2 separate regions of the Mus musculus genome follow, and region 2 is linked to region 1. Evidence: chromatin loops called from intact Hi-C (ENCODE). Cell type or tissue: left cerebral cortex. All regions are shown on one strand.

What was found. Peaks named below come from ENCODE experiments on the same cell type or tissue, not always from the same donor. Only the 100,000 strongest peaks of a DNase experiment are listed, where the experiment ranks them.
Region 2: it touches region 1 in a loop (2.1-fold over the local background); 2 of 42 quality-filtered maps call a loop at or near these places.

The regions. Positions count from the first base shown.
Region 1 is chr1:133,627,498-133,635,497 of GRCm38, reverse strand. Zc3h11a (zinc finger CCCH type containing 11A) reads left to right here. Exons shown (of 18, transcript NM_001276767.1): 12 at 1,638-1,736. Among named protein-coding and RNA genes, the nearest start is that of Snrpe, 21 kb to the right of the region's middle. In left cerebral cortex, CTCF peaks have their summits at 220 (motif pointing left) and 3,152 (motif pointing left); DNase peaks (open chromatin) are centred at 3,132 and 6,306.
Region 2 is chr1:133,691,742-133,699,741 of GRCm38, reverse strand. It overlaps a transcript of Lax1 not described here. Among named protein-coding and RNA genes, the nearest start is that of Lax1, 5.6 kb to the right of the region's middle. In left cerebral cortex, no CTCF peak of the experiment used is centred here; a DNase peak (open chromatin) is centred at 3,617.

The sequences.
Region 1 (8,000 bases):
TATGGTTTTCCTAATGGTTCCCTATCCATTACTCCTTCCCTTTTGGCTAACAAATACAGAAAGGCTGATAGTATTATAGTCAGACAACAGTCTGCATTAAACTTAATGGATCATAGAAACAAAAGAATCAGAACCTAGGCTGGAGAGATGGCTCAGCAGTTAAGAACATGGACTGCTCTTCAGAGGTCCTGAGTTCAATTCCCAGCAACCACTTGGTGGCTCACAACCATCTGTAAGGGGATCTGATGCCCTCTTCTGGTGTGTCTGAAGACAGCTACAGTATACTCATGCATAAAATAAATGAATGTTTTAAAAAAAAGAATAAGAACCTTAGATATTTTCAGTTGGTTAGTGGAGTCCTCCTCCCTCCTCTTCTTCTTCCTTCTCCTTCCTTTTATCTTTCCTCTCCCTTCTTCTACTTTCTCTTTTTAAGGCAGGATTTGATCATTTAACCGCCATCACCAAGTTTATTTAGTGGTGGATATTGAACATAAGGCCCTGAGAGCCACAGCTCTAACCAGAGTCTTAGATTTTTTTTTTTTTTTTTTTTTTGAGACAGGGTTTCTCTGTGTAGTCCTGGCTGTCCTGGAACTCACTCTGTAGACCAGGCTGGCCTCGAACTCAGAAATCCGCCTGCCTCTGCCTCCCGAGTGCTGGGATTAAAGGCGTGCGCCACCACTGCCCGGCTCTTCAGAGTCTTCTTACCCCAGGAAAAATTAGCACTATAAATTCTTTTACTATCTTCCTAACTGAATTTACTATGAATTCAGAGTTTGTTGGTGTTTTAGTTAGGGTTTCTATTGCTGTGATGAGACATCATAACCAAACAGTTGGAAAGGAAAGAATTTATTCATCTTACACTTCCACATCACTGTTCTTCATCGAAGGAAGTTAGGGCAGGGACCTGGAGGCAGGAGCTGACGCAGAGACCATGGAGGGGTGCTGCTTACTGTCTTGCTCCTCATGACTAGGTCAGCCTGCTTATAGGACCCAGGGCTATCAGCCCAGGGATGGCACTACCCGCAGTGGACTGGGCCCTTCCTCATCAATTAGAATTTAAGAAAATTCCCTTCAGCTTGATTTATGGAGGCATTTTCTCATATGTGGTTCCTTTCTTTCGGATAATTCTAGCTTGTGTCAAGTTGACTTAACACCATCCACACAGTCAAAAGGACATTGCTGTCTTTGAGCTTTAGCTTCATCCCAGGCTTATGAGTCAGTGTGTAAGTTTAGTAATTGTTTTTTTTTTTTTTTTTTTCAAAATTCATTCATGGTCTTGTTTTGTTTTGTATACTAATTTTTTTCTTTCTGGGACATTTTGGTTTTAACATTAAGTTCTAGGAAGCAGGTGGGCAAACATCATTTAAATGTAGAAAACTTTCAGTGGTTTTTTTTTTTTGTTGTTGTTGTTCATTTGTTTTTTTGTTTTTGTTTTTGGAGACAGGGTTTTTCTGCATAGACTTGGCTGTCCAGAGACCAGATCTCAGAACTCAGAGATCTGTCTGCCTCTGGCCCACAAGTGCTGGGGTTAAAGGCATGCACCACTGCGGCCTATCCGAGAATATTTTAAATTGTCTATTTTTGTTTTTTACTTTGTTGAAGATCAAATCTTAAAATGAGTTTCTCCCTATTTGTAGGTGGTGATAGTGACCCTCCATTAAAGCGAAGCCTTGCACAGAGGCTGGGAAAAAAAGTGGAATCGCCAGAAACTAACATTGATAAAGCACCAAAGAAAGGTAAGGCCTTTGCTTCTTACAGACATGGCCTGCCTGTTTGTAGTCATAACAGGTATGGTCCCCGTTTTTCGCTCAGGTGAACGTTTACTCTACTTGATTCTAAATTGCTAACATTTAATAAAACTAACAGTTATCAACAACCACTGGAGTTCATAGGTTCCCGCATGATACTGGGAAAATGCATGGTCTCATGGGAGCACTCTAAATCAGGAATTGGCTAGCTGAAGTTAGAAGTCCAGTGTTTGCTAGTTTTAAGTCAACTTGACACGATCTAGAGTTGTTTTGAAAAGGCTCAATTGAGACAGATATCATCCCCACCAAATTGGCCCATGGGCGAGAAAGTGGTACTTTTTTTTAATTGATGATTTAGTTGGGAAGGCCCAGACCATTGTGAGTGGTGCCACCCCAGAGCTGGTGGTGATACCTGATAGTGTAAGAGAGCAGGTCGAACATGCCATGGGGGTCAAGCCAGGAAATGGCACTCCTCCTGGGTCTCTGCATCAGCTCCTGCCTCCAGGTTCCTGTCCCCACTTCCCTCAGCAGTGGAGGGACCTGAGAGTTGTAAACTGGAATAAACCCTTCCCTCCCCAAGTTGTTGATGGTCATAGTGTTTGATCACACGAGTAGAAACTAACTAAAACAACCAGGGTTTGTATTAAAGAAGACTTCTGCAGAGTCAGAGAGCCAAGGAAGCATATCACACTCCAGGATCAGAGGGCGGCTAAAGCATGGAATTGGGAAAGGACTAATCTGTTATATAAGAGTTAGAAGAGCTTGAGCTTATTCTAGTTCAGTGACAAACTAAATGTTATTTTACAGTTACCGCAAGCTGGTAAGTTGGCTCAGCTGGTAAAAGCACTTGCCACAGTCTGGTGAATGACCCGTGTTTAATCCATACAGTGACAGTGGGGGAGAGAACTGACGCCAAAGGTGTCCTCTGACTCACACAGGCCTTAGTGAGGCACATGTGCCTGTACACACACACACACACACACACACGTAACTAAATTAAATGTCAGAAAGGCCTGGGTATAGTGCCACATGCCCTTAAATCCTAGCACTCACACAGAGGCAAGTGACTTTCTGTGAGTTGGAAGCCAGCTTAGTCTACATAGTGAGTTCCAGGACTGTCAGGGCTATGTAGAGAGACCCTGTCTCAAGTAAACAAAAAACAAACCAAAGAATTCTAAGGGAAAAAATTTTTAAAAAGGGATCAAATGGTCTGATTTGCACTTGTATTTGCTTGTATTATTGAGAAACAGTAGAAGGGAAAGTGCTAGCTGGAATATGACCTATAAAATAACCCAAATAGGGCTGCAGAGATTTCTCAGTGGTTGAGAACACCCACTTCAGACAGCACAAAGCTACTGTAACTTTAGCTTCCAGGGATCTGATGCCCTCTTCTGGCCTCTGCAGGCACATGTACATACATGATATAGACATAGAAATAAATAAAAATAAACCTTGAAAAGATGTAAGATAGTTCAAGTAAATGGACATAGTGGTATAGATGAGTGTTTAAATTGGGGTATTTAAGGTTTTACAGTGCTGTCTAAAGGCGAGACGTCCTAGGCAGATCTTTCCCCCACTTTATGACTTAGGTGAACTGTTAATGCCCGAGAGAGAAGCAGATGGAGGTTTTTGGTTTTGTTTTCTTGTGTGTAGATGTTGAGGTTCAGGAACTGCCGCAAACCATAGAATCACTGATCTCAGTTAAGCAAGAATAGTTTATTGAATGTATATCCTAATACTGATCGATCAGGACCACGAAAGGAGTTGTACTAATCTGTCCTCCAAGTAGACTTTTTATATGAAAAGCCAGGTTCAAAGTTTTAAAGACAAGCAGTGAAGTAGTACAATATTTTAGGCTAACTAGACAGTGTATTATCAGCCAACTTTTAAGCAGATTGGTCTTAAGTGAGGTAAGAGGGGTGGGGGATGGGTGGTGAACAGGGGAATTTAAGACCGTTGAGAAAGTAGAGCATAAGTAATTCAGCTAGAACTTTCGGCTTGTTAGCAGCTTTCCTCAGGGTCAGCTGTGGATGATCACTTCTGGGAAGTGGAGTCTGGAGAACCTGAACTTCATTTCACCATTTGAGTAAAAGGAGCTTGAATACAGAATGGCTCCGTTATGTTAAAAAGAGCAGGCCTCCACATGCCCCCCTTGAGCTTATTCCTTAGAGTCAAATCATTGACTCTTAATTTTTTTCTAAGACCAGTGGGGACCAACTTTTATATCAGTCTTTGTTGGCATTTTGTTATTCTGACAGGTCTTGATCAGTTTGTTGACTTGAGTATTTGAAATTTTGATCTCCCTTAATAAGTGCTGCTACTCCCGTGCTGGCAGACCCTGTTGTGCCCATGTCTGTTAGGAGGGGCACTGTTGGAGCTGCCCTGGCCGTCCGGGATCAGTGTAGATGTCCCGGGTGTTCCCACACTCAGCTCTCTCTCTAGAATTATAGTTTACCTCAGGCAAGGGAACAGGTAAGCGAAGGTTTCAGTGAGGATAAAGGGACTGATAACAGAGAGGCAAAAGCAAGCCAGGTGTCCTTTGAAGGTACTAAATAATATGAGGAAATTTTGCAGTTAACACCTGTAGATGAATTGTTACATTACAGTGTTGAAGGTACTGAGACTCTGATATCTTATTCGAGCCTGCCTATATACAGATGGCTTGTCTTTCAATCTCTCTCAGAGTCAAGGTGGGCTTATGCCCCCAAGGGCATAGTTGGTCTATTTGTGTACCCATTTTCCCCATAGTTAGGTTTTAGATAAGGGGGGAGGAAGAACTCTTGGGGTAGGGGGAGAGATGACCAGGTTTGGGGAGAGGCCTGTCAGCCATGTGGCAGAAACAGATTGCTGAATGGTTAGCTCTTCCTTTGAAGTTGTGTTTTCTAACACTTTGTTGGGAGCAGTGATGTCTAAGACCCTGATATTGATTGTCTGGAACCTCCGGATGGTGACCATCATTCCAGGGTTCTTACCAGATGTGTAAAGGCGGGGTCCCCAAATCTTCTCAGCATCGCATACATCCTCCCAGGCCTCAACAGTAGAGCTTCTAGAAAAGTAAACTTTTCTACTTCTAGCTCATGAAACTTTGGTTAAGTAAATGTTTCCAGTTGGTGGCTTGTGTGCTCCAGGCAAGCAGAAGTTCTTTGTCCGGTTTCCATCGTGTGTCAGTTACACATCATAGCTCAGCAGTGTGCTGAGCACTTGCCTAGGACGTGTGAGGTCCTGAGGAAAATCTACAGAGCCTTTACCTAATACCCATGTCTCAATTAAATTGGCAGTGTGTGAAAGCAGTCCATGATGTCTGAAAGAGACATGCTGTCACCACTGCAGCCCAGGGGTGGCCAGGCTGATTGGCTAGTTAAGCAGCTGTCCTTTCCTCCTTCACCTCTCCATGTACATCCACATGAAGCCTCACACTGGGTTAAGAGCTGAGCTCCCCTAGTGCCGCCTCCAAGCAGAAAGGCTTAGAGCAGAGGTTTTGAAGTCAAAAGATTGAGAAGGAGCCTGCTCTTTAATGCTAGTTCTTAGAAGATTGAGACTGGGAGCTGAAGGCTAACCTGGTCTACATAGCAAGTTCCAGGCCAGCTAAGGCTACATAGTAAGACCTTGTCTCAAAGAACAAATAAAAAGATTGAGAAAATTGTACAATAGTAATAAGTTTCTGAATTCAGTAATCTTTGTACATGTAGTCATGCATGCGTGCATGCATGCGTGTGCACAGGCACAGCATTTGCGTGGTGGTCGGAGACAGCTGTGTGAGCTTGGTTCTCTCCTCCTGACATGGGTTCTGGGTCATACTTAGATTGTGAGGCTTTGCCCACTAAACCACCCCACTGCTCTAAAGGGTTGTCCCTCCCCCCCTTTTGGAGTCTGGAATGTTCTGAGGAGCGTATAATTCATATAAATTATTTCTAAGGAGAAACATTTAAGAACTTGAAGGTGTTGGTTTGGTTGATTGGCTGATTGGTTAGTTTGGTTTTGTGTATCCGTGGCTGTCCTAATAAAACTTGAGCTGTATACTAGGCTGGCCTCTGGTGAGACTAAGAGTGCAGTAAGGCCACCGCTGCCTGTTGAGATTTTTTTTTTCTTTAATTGCATTAGAAGTACAGTCTAATTTATAAACATTGAAAAGGTATTTGACCTATAAAAATGTGTTTTAGCTTTTTAAATTTTGAAACTTTTAATAGTTGAAGTTTCCAAATCTCTGAAGGAGTGTGTAGGCCTGTCTGCTAGCTTAGTCAGGGAGGAGGCAACAGGTTCTTAAACAGTCAGAAGAGCAAACTCCTTGCCTTCTTGCTGTCACAAGAGACAGCTATATCAGGGTCCTTTCAGCAAAATCTTGCTAGTGTATGCAATGGGGTCAGCGTTTGGAAGCTGATTATAGGATGGATCCCCGGATATGGCAGTTTCTAGATGTCCATCCTCCTGATACTCTTAAAAACAAAAGTATTTTAGGCTTTGTGGTCCATAATCTAAGTGGCAGCTACTAAGCTCTGCATTTGTGGTGTGAAGGCAACCATATGTGAGTGTGTAAATGAGTGAGTGTGTAAATGAGTGAGTGGCTGTGTTTCAAGGAAACAGCTCACAGAAGTAGGTTACAGCTGGATCGGGCTTGTGGGCCCGCGCTTGCTTACACTGTTTTAAATGGTTGGTTGACTTTTTGCATCACTTACACTTTCAAATGAATTTATTTTGACTCTTGTCTTCAGAGGAGTTTTGTTCTGGTCTTCTGCTTTTTTTTCCCTACAGCTTAATTTTTTGTAGGCTGCTGTGGAGTTTTCTAATGAATGTATTTTGTTTGCTTGCTTGCTTGCTTAGTTTTGTTTCTCTATTTGGTTTTGAGATGCTGGAAATCAAGCCAGGGCCTGTGTATGCTATGCCATGCAAGTAGTCTTCCAGGGAGGGGTGTCCTCTGCCCAGTCCTTAAATATCTGCCTTAGAGATTTCTCTATGGGTCATTTTTGCTTTTGGTGTTTATTAACCCAGGCCTTGCTGTTAGCTCTGCTGCTGAGTAGAAGAGTGTTTAACCAGTCTTCTAGAGTGTTTAACTAGTCTTCTAGAGTGTTTAACCAGTCTTCTAGAGTTAGAGCTACAATGTTTACACTTGATCTACTGCAATAGATTCCTCTCAGAAATGCTCTAAGATTGCTCTACCATGGCATTATTCATTTTTCATTGCTAGTGTAGATTAATTCTAGTTTTAATCAATGTCTTTATCATTTCAATGGTTTTTGGTAGGAATGAGAAACAAGTCTCCCATTTCACTATTGACCATTTACTTTTTTTGAGTGATAATTTTGAGATTAGATTGTCATTGTGAACTGAAAGAAAAAAATTACAATTAATTTTTTTCTCAGATTTATTTATTTTATATGTATGAATTGCTTTTTTGTGTGCAGGTGCATCACATGTATGCCTGGTGTATGTAGAGGTCAGAGTAGGTTGTTAGATACTCTAGAACTGGAGTTACTGGTGGTTTTGAGCCACCATGTGGGTGCTAGGAACTGAATCTGACTGTCTGCAAGAGTAACAAGTGTTCTTAACCACTGAGCCATCTCTCCAACTCTACAATCATTTGAAATGAGAATGAGAATGCGGGTATGGTAGCCTCCTCACAATCTCAGTACTCATAAAGGCCGAGACAAGAGAACGGTGAGGTTGAGGCTCCCATACTCCAGCAAAGATCCTACCACAGAAGACCTAGCCAGTCGAAGCCTGATTCTTGCTTTGTCATGAGTACTTTACTAAAATATTTCAAGGATCCAAATAGCATCAACTGTTTTCAAAAAGCAGATAGTATGTTTGGAGCATTAGGCAGTTACAGGACTCTGATCAGTGTTTTCACCAGAGCACCGCCCTAGAATAGAGGGTGAGAATACAAGTTGGGCTTACTTAAAATTAACCATTTAAATGAACAAGAACAACAGAACTAGTGGGTCATGGTGATTCATGCCTGTAACCCAAGAAAGCGGGAGGATTGCTCTAAATTTGTTGTCCTCTGTTTTATTTTCCCTGTTTTTTTCCTGTTTTAAATGTCACTTCATTTGCTTTGACCAGTTCCTAGACCAGGCTTGATGTTTCCACTGTGTGCTTTAAAGCAGTTTTCACTGCCATATTCCATATAGCTCATTTACTCACTGGCCTTTGTCAGGCTGTATACCACCCTTGGCAGAAGTATGCTTGCCTAAGTGCCCTGTGCACATTTTATACACACACGTTATGAGTGAATGGAGAGCTCATTGTTACTTTCAC
Region 2 (8,000 bases), 64 kb before region 1:
CGTAGCTCCCTCTTTTAGAAACAAGTCCTCTTCATGTGGTCACTGAGTGATTTAAAGCTCTTACCGTGTTTGCCTGTTTCCTTCCCAAGCCTACACAAGGCCAGGGGACTGTAGCAGGTCCTTATATAACCCATCAGGTACCAACTCAATGGTTACCTGTTCCTGGTCTCTGTCTGTTAGGACACGATCTTGTCGCTGGAAGCAGAAAGGGGGGGATGAGTGGCCTGTTTTCACAGACAGATGATTTTGTAGCTCTACTGTAAATAAAATCCTTGTTTGTGTGTGATGTCCTTAGCTTCTTTTTACACTGAGTGTGAACCTAAGTCATAAGAAATAGGCTGGGCATGGTGGCACATACTTTTGATCCCAGCATTGGGAGGCAGAGGCAGGCAGATCTCTGTGAGTTCGAGGCTAGTCTATAGAGTGTATTCCAGGATAAGCAGAGCTATGTAAAGAGGCCCTGTCTCAAAAAGCAAAACAAGGGGGCTGGAGATGGCTCAGTGGTTAAGAGCACTGGCTGCTCTTCCAGAGGTCCTGAGTTCAATTCCCAGCAACCACATGGTAGTTTACAACCATCTGTAATGGGACCTGATGCCCTTTTCTAGGGTGTCTGAAGACAGCTACAGTGTACTCATATACATTAAATAAATAAACCTTTTTAAAAGACCAAACTAAGACAACAAGAGGAATAGTCTGCTATGTGTATAGATGAGGAAGCGTTCATCTTGAAAACAGGTGCTTTCTGTATCTGACCCCTGATGTAGAGCCAGCTAGCAACAAGACTTGACTTCTCTAACAGCTCCCTGGACTAGCACCACTTCCCTTACCCTAGAAAACACAAGAGAGCCCCTTGAATAAAGGCTGCCATCTCTGAGAGAATGATGTCACGCACACAGCATGCAGTCTCTACAGTTAAACCAAGGAGTTAATAGTTCATGTGTTTGGGAAGTCAAATGACACCCAGAAATTATGCATCTTTTCATGAATTTTAGGCAAAGCAAATACTTGAGCTGTCTGCATGGCTCAGTGGTTCCTAAGGCTGGAACCCTTTAGTGCAGTTCCTCATGTCGCGGTGACCTCTGGCCATAAAATTATTTTCATTGCTGGCTCATAGCTGTAATTTTACTACTATAATGAATCATAATGTAAGTATCTGATATTTCTGATGGTCTTTGGTGACCCTTGTAGAAGGGTCATTCGATCTTCCTTCAAAGGGGTCTAGACCCACAGGTTGAAGCCCACTGGCATTGCTGGCTGGCATCACCACACTGCAAGGGGTGGTTCTGCTTCTTCTTCTCAGCAGACCTAGGCTCTGTGTACCAACCCAGCTGCTGCTCACTTTCCTCCATGTGCCTCCCGTAGAGAGACATCTCCTCACAGCAGACACTTCGTCCCAGCACAGCACAAGCTCGGGCTAAGCTCATCCTTACTCCTATGCTCGGGAATACTGCTATGGAAGCGACTTGTTCCAAATCGCAGATGTTCACGCTAGACCGCCTTAAAACTTTTGTTTGTGATACTGAAGACAAAAAAACAGACACCCACATTGATGGTCAGAAAGCCCTCAAAGATGATTCAGAGCACAGGTGTTACAAAAAAAATAGTAGTCCTTTTTTTAGATTTTCTCTTGTTTCATTTTTGGTTTGGGTTCTTTTGTTGACCAGTGTGGGGACTCGGGAGGACGGCAGTGTGTTCAAGAACAGCCTGTGCCGTGTACTGAGTTCCAGATTCACCTAAGCTACAGAGTGAGGCCCAGTGCCAAAAGATGGTGGTTTGTTTGTTTGTTAGATTTATTTTATTTCATGTGTCTTGAGTATTTGCCTGCATGTATCTACGTGCACCGTGCATATGCCAAGTGCTCACAGAGGTTAGAAAGCAGATCGGTCCCCTAGAACTGAAGTTATAGATGGTTGTGAACAACCATATGGGTGTTGGAAATTTAACTTGGGTCTTCTATAAAGAGCAAAAAGACCTTTTTTTAAATGTAAACATCTTTATTTATTTATTTATTTATTTATATGAGTACACTGCAGCTGTCTTCAGACACACCCCAGAAGAGGGCATCGCATCCTATTACAGACGGTTGTGAGCCACCATGTGGTGGCTGGGAATTTAACTCAGGACCTCTGGAAGAGCAGTCTGTGCTCTTAACCAATAAGCCATTTCTCCAGCCCCTTGTGTTTGGTTTAGATTTGCCTTCCAGAGTAGCTCTACCTTTTTTTAAAGATGTATTCATTTATTTTACTTATATGAGTACACTGTAGCTGTCTTCAGACACACCAGAAGAGGGCATCAGATCTCATTACAGATGGTTGTGAGCCACCATGTGGTTGCTGGGAATTGAACTCAGGACCTCTGGAAGAGCAGTCAGTGCTCTTAACCGCTGAGCCATCTCTCCAGCCCAGCTCTACCTTTTTTAAATGACTTGGAAACATTGAACTGGGGACCGAAGAGATGGCTCGGCAACTGCGAGCATCTGCTGCTCTTCTCCAGAATCCCAGTTCAGTACCCAGTACTGGCGTCAGGCAGCTCACGACCGCCTGTAATTTCATTTTCAGAGCATCTGAAATTCTGGCCTCCACTGGTACCTTCACACACACAGGGTACACATATACACAGCAGGCATGCATACATGCACATAAGTTAAAATGTACAAAAATTAAAATAAAAATCATTAAACAGCTCCTACAGAAGGTCTCCGCCAGCACTTCAGACTAAGCTGTGCTTAGGTGACAGCTTAGTCGGTAAAGTGCTAACCATTCAAGCAAGAAGACCTGAGTTCAGTCCCCAGAAGCCACATGAGAAAGCAAAGCATAGTGGTGTGTGCTTGTAACCCCAGTGTTGGGGTGACAAAGACAGAACACTAGGACTCACTGGCCTGCCAGCCAGGCAAGCCTAACCAGTGAGCACCAGATAAAAAGAGACCCTCTCTCAAAAAGCTGGGTGGGCCAGGCAGTGGTGGTGCATACATTCAATCCCAGCACTTGGGAGGCAGAAACAGGCAGATCTCTGAGTTTGAGGCCTGCCTGGTCTACAGAGAGTTCTGGGGTAGCCAGGATTACACAGAGAAAAACAAAACAAGACAAAAAATCCTTGGTAGATGGCTGCTGAGAACAACACTCAAGGAGGACCTCTGGCCTCCATATATCTATATGCACACAGGAACACACACACACACACACACACACACACACACGCAAATAAAAATCTATAAAACATAGTGATTGGAGTTGATAGTATTATCTAGCTGACTGTATAGTAGAATGGAAAACTCTTCTGGAATTTGATGTAGAAACAACACTCGTTTAGAAACCCAGAGATGTATTCCAGCTGGAATGGTGTAAATTGTCCAGGAGTGAGGTGCCCCTTGAGGCAAGGTGAGAAAGCCAGGCCTGAGAATGAAAAGGCCGGGTCAGATCCTGACCCTGCCGCCTGCCTGCTGCGAGACTTCAGGGTCTCTCCAACTCTGACACTCTTTCTATTCTTGCCCTGGTCTTTAGCTGTTATTAATAACTCTCAGAGCCTGAATGGAAGTTCTCTTCCACTGTTTTCTCTCCCTGGAATGCAGCATAATTGTGGGCTTTGAACACTCCCACATACCGGGACATGTGCCAGCAGGCTTGCCCTCCAGCCCAGCCACCTGTGTCTGGAACAAAGACAAACATGAATTCCTGAAGTGTGAGAATTCTTTTGTCAATCGACTGACCAAACTTGTGCCCGGCAAGACCTGTGGGAGTCCACTGTACTCTTGTTTCTTGTCCTTGGACACTGTCTACTCATTCAGTAAGCAAATACAGTATTGATCACGCCAGGGGCGTGTGCACTGAAGTTGAATTACTCGAAGCCCAAAGCCCTCACTGCACCCCCCCCCCCGCCGTCGCGCCTGCCTCCCCCCCCCCTTTCAGTTTAGTCTCATGGGAAAGGGACAAAACAAATATGTACCTTGTCGGGGGTACTTAGGACCAGGATGGAGACTAAAGTGAGGTAAACTGGGGATGGGGGTTAGGGAGTGTTGGGACATAGATGACAAGATGGGAGAACTGAGTGATCAGAGAAGGCTGTTGTGACAGATGTTTGTGGACCCCCAAAAATCCAGACAACATGCAAGTGAGCTGAATGAAAAGGGGCCAGAAAGGGCTGGCCCTGAAGCAGAGATCTTATTTGTCTGGGGGCCTTTCAAGGATATCAAAGGTTGAACTGAGAGACTCAAAGGAAAAGTGCAAATGGAACAGTCAGAGTCTAGAGGCTTCTTTCTGGGCAATGATGGTTCACTGGGGGATCATAACAGAGGGTGCAATGACCTATCCCACTATCTGCTGGGACAGTGGAGAGCCATACTCGGGTGACCTAAGCTACGAGTACAGAGAGGTCCAAGCCCCATTGCCAGGCTGATGTCTTAGGCCACACAAAATAGCTAAAAGGAGATGCCACCCATCAAGTGTTTGGGACATTCTGTCGGTGAGATGGCACAATGGTTAGTGCTGGGCATCTCTACTCCTCCCTAAGAGGCACAAAGAAACCAGCTCTGACCTACACCTTCCGCCTTCTGGCTCCCCTTGTCCCTTTGCCATCTGGGTCACAGGTAGGTGTTGTGCCCATCCCCTCCCCTGAGACTTGCTACAAACATCTGGTTCCTGCTGTGGCTATCACAGATATCCTGTGCTGGGTGCTACCATTTCCTGCCAGGGCCCAGGGGCTGGCTTTTCCTCTTAGAGGAGGGACTCTGGCCTCTTGCAGCTTGAGGGCCAAGAAAAGTTGGGTTGTTAATAGCAGATGTACCTCATCACTACTGTTCTGTGGCTGACAGGCTGGTAGGTCTCCTGGGACACTAAATAGAGACTCCCATTAGAACCAAGCAGGCAGAGGACTGGTCTGCCCTTGAAAGTTCCTAATCAACCAATAGCAACCACCTCCCCTCTCAGAGTCCCTGTCTTAGAGAGGGTGCAGAGACCACTTGCAAGGCCTGGCCTCAATCCTCACTTCTGAATGTTACTCATGCTGCTCAAAGGTCTTGGGTAGGGTGGAGGCAGGAGCTGAGAAGGGAGGGAACCATACTGGTTTTCTCACATCCTTAACTTAAAAAGAAGGTATTTGCTGTCTTTGTTATGCTTCAGACCTGTCTTGACTGGAAAGGCCTCAGGGACTGAACAATGAAGGGGGAAGGGAGACCTCCTGGGGTTTTCCCTGTCATCTAAGGTAGTCCCAGCCCCAAAATGCCTCAAAAAGGAAGCCTGCTTTGGGTTCTTTTTCATTCTTTCACACAAGGCAATTTAGACATTCCACCCCCTCCCCCAGGAATGTAAGAGCTACTGGTGACACCTTTGTGGGACAGAGTCTGGTGATAAGTGTCCAGGCTTTCTCCCTGTGAGAGCAGCACTGACCTTTGTCCCTTGTCCCTTGTCCCCTGCGTTCACAGCAGGGAGAATGAAAAGCCACAGAGCAATCCCCAGTATCTCACACCCGACTTGCTGTGGATCAGAAATGCAGCAAGAAACGCTGAAGAAAACATGTGAGAGACCCAGTCATCTTTGTGAGACTCTGGGTTCTTAGACTCGGGAGTTCCACTCTTCTGCCCCAAGGGTCTCAGAGACCACTCAGGGAGACAAGATGTACATCAAAGGCAGAAGTTCCCCCAAAACATGTCACATACAGAGCGATGGAGACGCAGAAGAAGACCCAGGTCCTAGGGAGGAAAGCTCACAGAGATGACTGTTTCAAGTTTCAAACCCGGGACAAATGGCTGAGGTGTCTATTTAACCTAACAAAGCAGACCTGGCCTCCAGGTTCTCTCAACATCCCCCAGTCCCTACTTGCCACACTGTATGGCTGACATACCCCACCTTCTACCCCAAACTCTCCAGCCCAGGGGCTGCGCTGCCCTTCCCTCAGAGGCTCTTCTCTGTATAATCCAGACATTTTGGTTTTACCTTTTCCCTTCTCGGCTGCTGCACCTGGTTCCCCTCTCTCCTCGCTTCCTTCCCCTCCCCCATCTCCTCACCTGGCGCCTGGTCACATCTGTCCTGGACTCTCCCAGATGTCTCTGCCTCTGGCTACCGCTCTCCCTTTACCTACATTTTCTCCTCCGCCATTCCTAGGAACACTCATGTCCTGTCTCGTCCTTCCTTTTATTTTTCTTTTCTCTCATTCAGCGGTGACTCTTGAGCCACATTTTTCTTTTACACACACAAGATGTTATTATATTTTTTCTAAAGATAATATTTGATGTTTTTAACAATCTAAGAGTCCAAGGTAAAAAGTAACAATGACCTCAAGGTCTACATGCCAGAAAGGACTAGCACAGGGCTTCAGAGATGACTTTACAGGTCTTTTACAAAAGGAAAAAAAAGTGCTTATGAAATGAAGATACCTGGGCACCCATCATACAAAGTGAGAGTGGATAGGGCCTCTGTGTAATACATGCACTCACAGGGGAGCCACCATCTAGACCAGATGCCATGCCAAGGGAGAACCTAAGACTAGCTGCCCAGTGAGCCCTGCATCATAGGTATGGGACGGGGAGTTACCGATGTTTTGTTTGGGATAGAGCCAGGCTGGCCCTGTGTTTAAGGACTAAAGTAACAGTGGAATGGAGGACAATGGGGACAGTTCTAATTAATTAGAGGATGAGATTAATGTCACTATAACAGCATAGCAGGCCCTGTTTAATAAGCTCGTGTGTGTGTGTGTGTGTGTGTGTGTGTGTGTGTGTGTGTATTGGAAGTTCAGAACCAGACATTTTTCATTAGTGGACCAATTAATTTTCACAACAATATTGTGTATTAACTTTTACTGTTGCCAGGATCCTTTGGGTGGTTAGAATCTGAACTTGTGCCTGCCTATGTGAAGAAGACATCTGAAAGAATTTGGCATTATGGGCACTGATGGCGTAGCATGCAACACCTCTCCCCCACTTCCATCAAGAGACTGCTCACCAATATACATAAGTTGAGTCTATTTCAAGCCAATCTAACCCTAGTACGGTGGCATATGCCTATAATCCCAGCACTGGGAATTCTAAGGCAGGAAGATTGAGAGCTCAAGGTCAGCAAGACCCTGACCAAAGAAAAAGCTAGAATAAAACCAGCCCTACTAGTTTATAATCGAACATCACACTAAAATGATTTTGAAAGGTTTTAAGGAACACTAGAAGAATCCAGTTTAAAACATGCACCTTGTTTCTCAGAAAGTGTTCCCCACCTTATCTTAATCTCTTAGCCAGGTTTGACTTGAGGAAGGAAAGTTGTGGAGCCGGCAGCCTGGGGAGAGAATTCCTCTGAGGTGGTTTTCCTTAGGCACTGGATTGGAATGGCACCGGGGGAGGTAAGGCCTGCAGCGGGCTGGACAAACAAAAGAGATGATCACACACAGGGAAAAATATTTTGCTTACCATCTGAGGTCAGTTCCTCCTGTCTTCCCTTGAGGCCCCACTCACCTTCACAAGGGCAACCTGGCCACCAGTCTCTAGAGCAAGGAATCCAGTGCAGAATCCGAGATTGGTTTGTTGTTTTGGTTTATTTTTGTTTGTTTTCTGAGACAGGTTTTCTCTGTGTAGCCCTGGCTGTCCTGGAACTCACTCTGTAGACGAGGCTGGCTTCGAACTCAGAGATCCTTTTGCCTCTGCCTCCCACCACTACCAGGTTAGAGGAATAATAGTTTGTTTTTTGTTTTTGTTTGTTTGTTTGTTTGTTTGTTTTGTTTTTGTTTTTTTGAGAGAGGGTTTCTCTGTACAGCCTTGGCTGTCCTGGAACTCACTTTGTAGACCAGGCTGGCCTCGAACTCAGAGATCCTCTTGCCTCTGCCTCCCACCACTACCAGGTTAAAGGAATACTAGTTTTTCTTCAAACCTGATCCCAAGGAAATGTAGGCAGAGACCTAGGTCCCAGCCCCCAGACTATCTGTCTCTAGCTAAGCAGGCTCCCCAGAGCCTGGCGTGGCGGGATTTCCTGCACAGTACTCTGGGCCTTGGGAGAACTGGAACAAGTAGGTTGTGTCCAGGCTCT